2 separate regions of the Homo sapiens genome follow, and region 2 is linked to region 1. A link is an interaction called in ENCODE POLR2A ChIA-PET data of the cell type or tissue named here. Cell type or tissue: PC-3. All regions are shown on one strand. Links, peaks and the distances in the headings refer to the core of each region. The heading gives the core; the rest is flanking DNA. Region 1 overlaps SPRED2 (sprouty related EVH1 domain containing 2). Region 2 overlaps AFTPH (aftiphilin).

Region 1 (5,386 bases), core at 227-5,226:
TTGCATCTGAACACATACGTCTGTATTTGAATGTTATATCTTTCAAAGCCATGACCTCACCTCAGGAGACTCCTCTCTCAACTTGATCTCACAGCCATTTACTGGAAACATTTTCAGAAGCCTTTGTGGAACTCTTTTCAGAAGAAAAAAAGAGAGAAAGTGGGGGCCATACTTGGCACTAGTAAGTATTTATCTTGTAAAGGTAGATTTTTAAGTTTATTAGAGCTAAGTTTGGTAAATAAGTCCAGAACAAGCTTTGAGCCACTGAAATTTTAAAAATGGTGTTTAACTAACAGTAAGGATGGAATTTTTTTTAATGGCTGACTCATTCATGATTGACTAGCCTCGAAGGCAGTTCCATAAGAAAGGTTCCAGACAGCTTTTGACTTCTGACAGCGTCTCTGGAACGCCAGTAGAGTCTCCTGGGGCAAAAGCTTTAATGACAGGGGTTTGGGGATGAGTACGCAGCCTTGACTAAGATCTATAAGGTTGAGTCTAGAGAGAAAAAATTAGTCTTATTTACACCTACGGTATTAAGTGATACTGGCACCTGAGTCGACCTTGTCTTTGGGGCTTGCATAGCTACAAATGGGACCAGTAACAGAGAAGGTTCTCTGCATCCAAGGAGTAGAGTCCAAAACGTGACTTTTGACTTAGGTTGACTTGCACACCAGGTTTCTCTATACCTTATGATATACAGAATTCAAACCTGAATATGTGAGTGCAGGTCAAGGGAAGGACCCTCAGGTTGGTATCCTCAGCAAGGACTTTAGAGTTGGGTGTGTAAGAAGCACTCAACCTCCTTGTATAGTGCCACGGACAGAGCAGCCAGGGCAGCTGGAAAGCAACACCCAGCTGGGGTGGGTGGAGGAAGAATGCATGTCCCCATGGAACACGATAAAGCAAAGTTCAAGGCTCATGATGACTAATAGGTTCATCTAGGAGGATGTGTGACCAAGCAACCTTTGTATTATTTCCTACAGGTGGAAATGAGAGGTGCCATGTTCATTCTATCCTAAAGTATCTCTTAGAGGACTTTGCTGTGGAGAAAGTGTAGTGCCTTGGAGTTTGGCTGGGTCAGATTCCAGCCCTGCTCTCTATTGCAGTGTCGACTCAAGCATAGTAACTAAGGTTTCATGAGCCTCATTACGCTCATCTATAAAATGGAAACATGATTACACTTCAGGGTTGTCATAGGAGGGAAGGTCATAGGAGTTACACAGATGAGGGGACTCAACAGAGCAAGTGTTCCACCTCTCCCAGGCTCTGAGAATGACACCAGAATCTATCTTTTTGCCACAAGAAAGTAGGCAGAGGCTCATCGTTGCTCGTCAGAGTATGCCACCTGCCACAGGAAAATGGCCCCAGTCTCTTTGTGAGGAGAGGCTTGCCCTCCTAAGAGAATTCTCCTTCCTCTTTGCTTGAATAAGACCAGCTGTTAGGGCCCCAGTACTCAGCAGCTATGACAAATTTCACTGCTTAAGACCCCTCAGCCTCTTAAAACAGGAGTTTTTCTGTAGCTAACATAAGCTGCTCTCAGCAAGATGCACATTAGCACTTAATGCTCAGGTGGGTGAGGGGGAACACTCAATGGAACACTTGGTGTATCCACTGCAATCCTGATATTGGTAAAAAGTCACTTCTCATCTGGCTTTAAAGTAGGTCCAGCTTCTCATTTTAACCTGTTTGCCAAGTCCCTAGTTTTTACTATAGCTCTCGTGTCATCTTTGATTGCACCGGTAATGTAGGGATGCTCAGCCTGGACCCCAGACTTGGAGGCCCTAGAGAGACAGATAATCAGGCCAAGGGGGTCCCAGGAAAGGCTTGAGCAGAGAGCATCCAGCTGCCCCTGTCCTTTCTCATTCGCTTACCCTTGATATCTTCCTGAACTGGTATGTTAGGTTCTCAGAGTACTAACTCTCAAACTTCACTGTACATTAGAATTACTGGGGAACTTTTTAAAATCCAGAAATTCAGGCTGTACCCCAAACAATTAAATTAGGCATGAATTAAAACAACAAAAGTAACCCCTCCAGGTGATTCCAGTGTGCAGCCACATTTGAGAACCAATGTGTTAGTTGATGGAATGAAAAATCGAGTGCAGTTACTTACTGGGTTGACTTTTGTGCGGTCACCAACTCTTATCATCTGAGGATCACACAGGACACAATGTCACCCCTATGGGGCCACACTGCCTGTTCTGGTCACTAGTGAGGTCTCAGTGGCATATAGCCATTTTAACAGCTCTTTTTCCTTTTTACCGTGAAACATTGACAGAGATAGAGTAGTATATGCCCCCACCCCATGTACTCATCACCCAGCTGTCATTCATGTCTCCTCCGCCCCACACACACACTTTTTCTTGTATGGAGGGGGTGGACTGCAGTATTTTAAAGCAAATCCCTGACATATAATTTCATCTATAAATACTTCAGTATGTATTTCTGAGAGATAAGGACTTTAAAACAAGAACCGCAATACCATGATCACACCTAAGAAAATTAACAGTAGTTCTTTAATCTCATCTAATACCAAATCCATGTTCTATTTTCTCCAATTTGTCTGAAAAATACCTTTATACATTTGGTTTATTCCAATTAAAGCCCAAACAAGTGTTACTCACTTTTAGTAGTTTGACTTTAACCCCAGGGTAATTAAACTGTCATTGTGTACACAGGTAACGATGCATATGCACTTCTGAAAAGAGGTGTCAATGGAATTTGGCTCAGCTGATGTTTACTGGATGGGCTCTCTCCTCCTTCCTTCCTTAGCCCTTCTGGTGGGATCTTGACATGTTACAGAGGAAATGCTAATTGAAGCCCCAGCCACAACCACTTCTGTGCTCTGCTTCTGCCTGAAGGCATGTTCCCTTTGGTAAACTTAGAATAGAACCTTCAGGATGCATGTGGAAAGAGAGTATGAGTCAGCTCCGTGGACAGCTTAGAATTTCCTGCCCCTTTGCTGGAGGCTGTGTCTGAGAAGTGCTGGGACTGCCCCCGGGCTCCTCTTTGGTCTCTGCTGAGGACTGCCGCTTTGACAGTTACCTAGGGAGTTGCCCAGGACTTGTGTTCTGATGGAAGGACCAGCCAACACCCACACAGCCTTCCTTTCCTTGGTGTGCAGATGGCTCTATGCAGTCTTATCTCCAGCTGGGCATCTGGGTTCAGGTCAGACGATGACCAGGAAAGGAGGGGGTGAGTTTCTGCCCTCTGAGGTAACACCTACCACCTCATCAGTCATTGCTTTGCCACAGTGTTCCCCCTCTATGAGACCGAACACTGTTAGAATTTCTTAGAGTCAGACGCTGCAGCTTTAATGGGTGATGAGGCTTTGGGGGGTCGGCAAGAGGAGGATAAGGATGGAGAATGGGCAGCCTAAATAATCAAACTGTATCACTCCTTTCACAAATACCAATCCAGTGCTACCACGTATGCATCATTCATTATCCTGACCCAACAAATCTAAATTTGGTTTTATTTTTCTGTAGCTTTTTTCTTCTTTAGAAGGGCTTTGTCTTGATTTCAGATGGGTTTACAGTTGCAAGATTTTCTTCTGTCTTTGTATCATGGTTAGATGGTTACAGAGCAGTAAACAAGCATCTTAATATGTAAAGGCAACTCTAATGTATAAGGTTATTTATCACAGGATTATTTTTAACAGCAAAAAGTTTGGAAAACACTAAATGTTCATTAATAAGAAACTAGTTAAATAAATCATGGTACATCCCTATAGTGGAATATTGTGCAGATATAAAAGGAAATGAATTAGTTGTGTTTCAATATGGAAAGATTGTGGCCAGGCATGGTGGCTCACGCCTGTAATCTCAGCACTTTGGGAGGCCGAGGCAGGCGGATCATGAGGTCAGGAGATCGAGACCATCCTGGCTAACACGGTGAAACCCCGTCTCTACTAAAAATACAAAAAATTAGCCGGGCATGGTGGCGGGCGTCTGTAGTCCCAGCTACTCAGGAGGCTGAGGCAGGAGAATGGCGTAAACCCGGGAGGCAGAGCTTGCAGTGAGCCGAGATTGCGCCACTGCACTCCAGACTGGGCAACAGAGTGAGACTCCATCTCAAAAAAAAAATATGGAAAGACTGTGAAGAGATAAACAGCAAGGTCTAGAACATGTGAATAACGTGCTTGCTACCTTTTTTGTGAGATGAGTTTGGGAGAGAATACATATTAATATTTGCATAAACCCTAGAAGGATACACAAAGCAACCTTTAAGAAATGGGTACCACTGGCATGTTGGGTAGGAGAAGGAATGGGGCAGATGGGATGGTGGGAGTACGCCTTTGTATTTTGATTTATGAATCAAATCAATATGATACCTATACAGAACAATTAATAAAATTAAAAAGAAAAATGCATCTATCTTTACATTGTACAGATAAATTAATGGCTTCATTATGCCCCAGTTAATCTGTTTTGTAAGCTTCTGGCCACTGCTTATCCACATTTAAACAGTCCAGAATCTGCTCTGAAACGGACCCATGGAATGCCGTGCCCTGTTCTTCCCATGATGCTTTCCTCAGCAACAGATAATAAATACATGGTTGGCTCCTGGAGCCCATGGGCGTTTCCCCTTCTTCACCCTGAAATATAAACTGAGCTGACAGCCTCTAAAGTTTAACTGTAGGGAACAGGGAAGGCAGGTGCCTATGTCCCACAACATAGTGGGCTGCTGTCTTCTTTCTTCGGAGGAGGTGTGGTGGGAGGATAGGGAGCACAAGAGCATGGCCTCCTCTCCCACCCCAGTCTCTCTTGCTTACCTGTTGGCATTCTGTGCACCATATTGTCTGTATGTTTGTGTTTATTTCCAGCTTGTCCTGAGTGGTAGCAAAATCTCTCTGAGCTGAACTGGTCCCACCCTGGTAGCTTTGGAATGTTCAAATGTTAAGACTTGCTCTTCACACTCCACACATTCTTAGCATCGGGGGCTCATGGGAAACAAACAAATGAAATCCGTGGAACTCCTTTCTCCATCTTGAGTGGAGAAAGAGGCAGAGAAGATCTTTGGGGAGACTTGAAACAAAGAACCGTGAGAATGAACCTTGTTTAAAAGTTTAAAAGTGTTCTGAAAAATGAAATTCAAGGACACTTGGGATCTATTCTCGGCTCTGCCACAAATGTACCTTTTCTATTTTATTCTGGTTTGTGCATTACTATTAGGTTTCTACCTACAAAATAGGTAGAGCCCACATTGACTGTCCATTCCCCCTACTGTTTCGTCTTAGCCAGCTGACACTTACTTTAATGAAACTTGAGAGCTGTCCTTTTAATGCCAGCTAAATGAAGAGAGTGGGTAAGCCCTCCTCCTTTGGCCCTTTTCTTCCTTGAATGAGGACTACGTGAGTACTATTATGAGGATGAGTGCTGGTCAGT
Region 2 (5,386 bases), core at 131-5,130, 830 kb after region 1:
TGTGTAACTACCACCACTATCAAGACACAGAACTGCCCCCACTCCACCTCCATCCCTGTCCCCTTGCAACCACTAATCTGTTCTCCATCGCCACAATTTTGTCCTTTGAAAGGATATTATGTATGCAACCCTTTGAGGCTGAATTTTTTTCACTCAGTGTAATGTCCTCGAGGTCCATTCTGGTTGCTGCCTGTAACAATAGGTCAGGTCTTTTTTTTTTTTTTTTTTTTTTTTTTTTTTTTTTTTTTTTTTACTGCTGGTGGCATTCCATTGTACAGATATACCAGTTTGTTTAACTGTTCACCTGCTGAAGGACATTTTGGTTGTTTCCAGTATCTTACTATTATAAACTGCATATGTATAGTGTGTGTGTACATACATAAACACTAATAGTATAAACAGTATATACATAATAATAGTATATATAAATAGTATGTATAATAAGGATGCTAGGAACTTCCATATACAGGTTTTTGTGGGCATGTAAGTTTTCATTTATCTAGGATAAATGCTCAAGAGTGTGACTGCTGGGTATCATGGTAAGTACATGTTTAGTTATGTAAAAAACTGCCAAACTCTTTTCCAGAGTAGCTGTACCATTTTACATGCTCATAATACCTTACTTTCAAAGAACTATGTGTGATGGCTTTTTTTTCCTAGCCTAATCTGTGATTAACCTATTGCTTTTTTCCAAAACTTTTACTCTTTAAAAATGAAATAATTTATTGGTTCACAACCTATTCCAAACTCAGACATTAATGCAAATACAAAGATCTGAATCAGAAACTCTGTAACCAAAGCAACAACTCCGCAAGTTTTTCTTCCTGTCATACCTTTGCAAGGTACTCTATTTTCCATTATAGGTGAGACAGGCTTTATTGGCCTTCTAGAGTAAAAACATTTTCATATTTCTCAAAAAGGGGTCACCAATTGATGGCGAGAACTTGCGCTGCTGCATGATCCCCTGCAGCAGGTATTGGCTCTGACCCAACTTACCCTTTAGAAACCTAAGAGAGTGCCACTGCTTCTAAGTGTCCTTGAACCAATCAGTGTAGGGGAGACTCAAAACTTTCCAGAAAATTCCTGTGTCTAGGCCAACTCTACTTAAAAGAAGTTTCATGTTAATTGAAGTATTACTTGTATAATGAATTTACAAATAAAGTTTCATTTCTATAATCCACTTTAACACATAAAATATGGGCTTTAAATAGCTGTTCCTGCTCAACAGGGGAAAAAAAGGATAGATAAGCTACTTTAGTACTGTGTCTGGCACACAACAAACAGAACAAATGTTTCTTCATCCTTCGTAATGGACTACTTTCTCCATCCACACCACAAGGAGTCCCAAATAGTCATCTAATTTCTTTATAACCTGTACAAACAAGCAAGCATGTGTGTGTGTGCATGCATGTGTGTAACTTGCCATTTTTATGTCTACTTATTCTAAGACCTGTTAGAGGGGAGCAAATAAATAATGCCGCTATTGTCTTGCAAGCCACTGTATACAAAAACAGTTGACAGGAGGGTCTCATAATTGGGTAGCAAACAGGATATCCTAGTAGTCAGAGCATAGAGATAGAGAATTTGGGTGGGCTTCCTGTACTTTGGAGATTTATCTATGAGAAATCACATCCTTATCAGGAGATTAGGGGACAATATAGGTGAATAAAAATAATTAATAGAAGTGCAAACTGAAGCCGACTTTCAGGGCTACGAACCAGGAAAATCAGAGGGTTTTGGGTTTGGGAATTCTGGCATAGAAGGTCCAATATAAAGGGGTCAGGGAAACAGTTTAGAAGCCCAATAGCAGTCAGCAATGGAACCTAAGCCCCAAGCCAGATTAGTAGCCAGGATGGCAGGGCATACAACAGGTGAAGGTGATTCTGTATTAATCTTCCACCAAAAGAGAAGCTGCACTTGCTTATGGAATTCTAACCTCTAGTCTGAAATGGTCATGGAAAAGAAGAGATGATGAGTCTGTAAGTTGTAAGCTCTGGGGTCAAAAGGCAAGATGGGCTTGAGAAGGCAGAAGGAAGGAATGGGGCCAACAACTGTCTGAGACTATTTGGCCATTTAAAAATAGTTTCTCAAGAAAAACAAAGTTGGAGGACTTAAACTACCTGATATCAAGACTTGCTTTAAAGTCACATGGTCTTGTGATAAAGATGCCACTGCAGTGTGGTGGGGAAAGGATAGACTCTTCAACAAATGATGCTGGATTAACTGGATAACCACACAGGCAGGAAAAAAAATATCTGATTCTAACATCTTATACAGAAATAAGCTCCAGATAGTTCATGGGCCTACATGTGAAAGGTGAAGCAATCAGCCTTCCAGAAGATAACAGAAGAGATTATTTGTATGACCTTAGGAAAGGCATAAATGTTTTAAACAAGAAACAGAAACACTGATTACAGAAAAGATTGATATATTGGACTGCATTAAAATTTAAAACTTCTCTTCATCAAAAGAATACCATAGAGTGAAAAACCAAGAAAGCCATTGCCTGGGAGAAGATATGTGCAAAACATGTAACTGTCAAAGAACTCATATCCAGAATATGGAAAGAATTCCTACAAGTCAATGTGGAACAATCCAACAGAAAAATGGCCAAAATATTTGAACAGGTATTTCACAAGACAGGATATCCAAATAGCCAACAGCATATAAAAAGTCATCAGGGAAAAATGTACATTAAAACAACAATAAAATACCACTATACATCTACCAGAATGACTAAAATTAAAATTATTCTCTCCACAGCCACTTTTGGTAAGGATGTGGAGAAACTGTGATTCCCACACTTTACTGGTGGAAGTATAAACTGGTACAGATATTCGGAAAACTGTTTGATAATATGTACTAAAACTATACCAGACCTTCAGTACCTGGCACATTCTGTGCACTAAGTAAATGATCAACTACCATTATATTTTAACTTTCACCAACTCTGTGGCTAAAATAATAACCTATCTGTAACAAAACCTAAGTCAATGTTTGCTTAGTTGGCACAAACATTCATATGACTCTATATTTTAAAAGGTCACTGAAAGAATAAGTCACTTAAGAAAAATATGCATAACCACACTAAAGATACATGAAGTTGACTTTATTGCCAGTTTTTCTAACCAATCCCTAGAAAATATAAAACTTGACTTATATAACTATATAATTTCATAGGCTTGGGGGCATGGGGGCGGGGGGATGCTGATAACAAACTAAATCTGAAGCCCAAGGTTGAAGGACTGAGATCATAACCTCTAAACAAGCTCAAGGGTCCAGTGACCAGTCTGTTAAAAGATGGAAGTTTTGAAGTGAAATAGAAAAATGCAACCCGGAAGTTCTCACTGGTATCTTGAAGTAAACTGCCTGTAGCTCCTATTTGGTTAGATGAACAACCACAAGAATTTAGAAGGTGCTTGGTTGGGATGGAAAAGATTCATCACATGTGGGAAATATATAGGGTATTCCCTACGTATTCCTCTAAGGAATAGTTAATCCCTGGTACCCTCCTACCCCCAACATCCACACACAGTATCATGCACCCTAAAGGTCCATGGGCTCACATTTGAGGGGGGTGGAGTGTCTCTAAGTAAGAGGCCCTCTAGCAATCTTTCCAGAATCAAACATCGAGAGTTCTTTCCAGACAAGTTAAAAACATACAGCACACACTGCTCAACTGGGAGAAACTCCCATCCTTTACAGGGTACCAGCCCAGCTGTATCAATGTGTACATCATCTTTCAAGGACAGATAAACTGACCTAGATTATACAACCCAGCTTCACTCTAAACTTATTTTTATAGGGACCAGGATGGAGGGTGAAGGAAAAGATATTGTAGAAAGAAGGATGGTGATAAAAGGGAGAAGAAAAACAACTGTATCTGAAATATGCTAATGACTTCAATAGTATCAATGACATTAGCAAAGTATATTTAATGGATGACAAAAAATAATCACCATCTTTTTACCACAATATGTCTGAGGTTTATAATTAGTCACTTGGGTGAGTGAAGGAAAAAACAAAAAAGAAAAACCGTATTTTCTTTAGAAAAATGAATGAAAATGTCACGTAAGCATTAACAACATCAATTTACATTACAAGTGTTGCCTGGTGTACAGTAGTTCAAATTCTTCCAAATCTTTATAATATCCTTATGGAAATTTTAAGGTCATATCAAAATGTACTGTCAATGAATTTGCCCAGCCTACATTTCTGCTTGAGTCATAAAGAAGTAGAAAAGAGCCCTTCTTCTGAACCACATGAAGATTTGGGTTTTAGTTAACTTTTTGGTTTTCAATATATTTAGAGTGCTATGATATCACAGTTGTTTTCACAGCTCTAAATTTTAAAATCTACAGAAATAATTGTTTTTTCTTTTTGGGTGTTTTTTCTTTTGTTCTTAGCATATTAGCACAACAGAAATTAATACAGGCAGAGCCTCTAATTAACTTGCCAGCCTAAAAACAAAAACCCAAGATATCAGACACCAACTGTATGTCACTGAGTCACCAACTGCATAATATGTTATTTAAGATGACATTTGTTAAATAAATAGTATCTTCCACGTGTTTTCACTCCATGTTTACACCAATGTCATTATTAATACTTATTGAGTGCTTACTATGGGCCAATATTATGTGAAGAGAACTCGTGAGTTATCTCAATTATCTCCTCATACTATCATATGAGGTGGAAATGCTTCATTTTAAAGATGAAGAAATAAAAGCTCAAAGAGGTTAAGTAATCCTACAAGGTAGCATAACTAGTAAGTGGTGAATTAATCACAAGTTAATCAAACATTTTATAAGTGTCTTAAAATATTAGACGTGATTGACGGCAAATATTACAATTATAAAAATTCTTACAAAAAGGCTTCTGAGTGGTTCAGAAAAAGGTTTCTGAAACCTCCAAGTAACTTGGAAGGGGAAAGATTTTTACAAGACAAGAAAGTACAGTATAACCAACAAAAATGCCAAGCAGCAAATATCTTGTTTCAGTATTAGTGTATATAGTACAAAATATGAGCAAACAATGAAAATGAGCAGCAAAATACCTTTATACTGAAGTTGATCACCCTAAAAAAGCCACACTGTCAATAGTGACAACAAAAAATTTTGTCTTTCTAGTTTTGATGTCAATACAATTGACACATAAAAGTAAAAATATATATATAATGTCAGTTACATGAGCTGCAACACACGTTCACTTTTCAAGTGCTACTTACCTTGTTAAACAGCAATGAGTTATTTGAGAGAAGTTGGTTTTCAAAAATTCCCATGAAAAATTTTTTCTTCTACCGAACATTTTAACCTTCTACACAAATTCATAATAACATATTTTATTTGCATTTGGATAGTTTCATGTAATAATTAAACAAGATAAA

What was found. ChIA-PET counts read pairs that join two places held together with the same protein. Peaks named below come from ENCODE experiments on the same cell type or tissue, not always from the same donor. Only the 100,000 strongest peaks of a DNase experiment are listed, where the experiment ranks them.
Region 2: POLR2A ChIA-PET joins it to region 1 with 6 read pairs; 1 of 35 experiments calls an interaction of 5 or more read pairs at or near these places.

What each region holds. Positions count from the first base shown.
Region 1 is chr2:65,375,421-65,380,806 of GRCh38, reverse strand. The region is part of intron 1 of SPRED2 (sprouty related EVH1 domain containing 2); the gene reads left to right. Among named protein-coding and RNA genes, the nearest start is that of SPRED2, 54 kb to the left of the region's middle. RefSeq lists an enhancer at 2,502-3,083. In PC-3, for the core only: no CTCF peak of the experiment used is centred there; a DNase peak (open chromatin) is centred at 2,926; H3K4me3 peaks cover 468 bases; H3K27ac peaks cover 2,131 bases.
Region 2 is chr2:64,540,437-64,545,822 of GRCh38, reverse strand. The region is part of intron 1 of AFTPH (aftiphilin); the gene reads right to left. The region is part of intron 6 of LOC105374773 (a long non-coding RNA gene); the gene reads left to right. Among named protein-coding and RNA genes, the nearest start is that of MIR4434, 18 kb to the right of the region's middle. In PC-3, for the core only: no CTCF peak of the experiment used is centred there; DNase peaks (open chromatin) are centred at 2,652, 3,002 and 3,302; H3K4me3 peaks cover 889 bases; H3K27ac peaks cover 3,411 bases.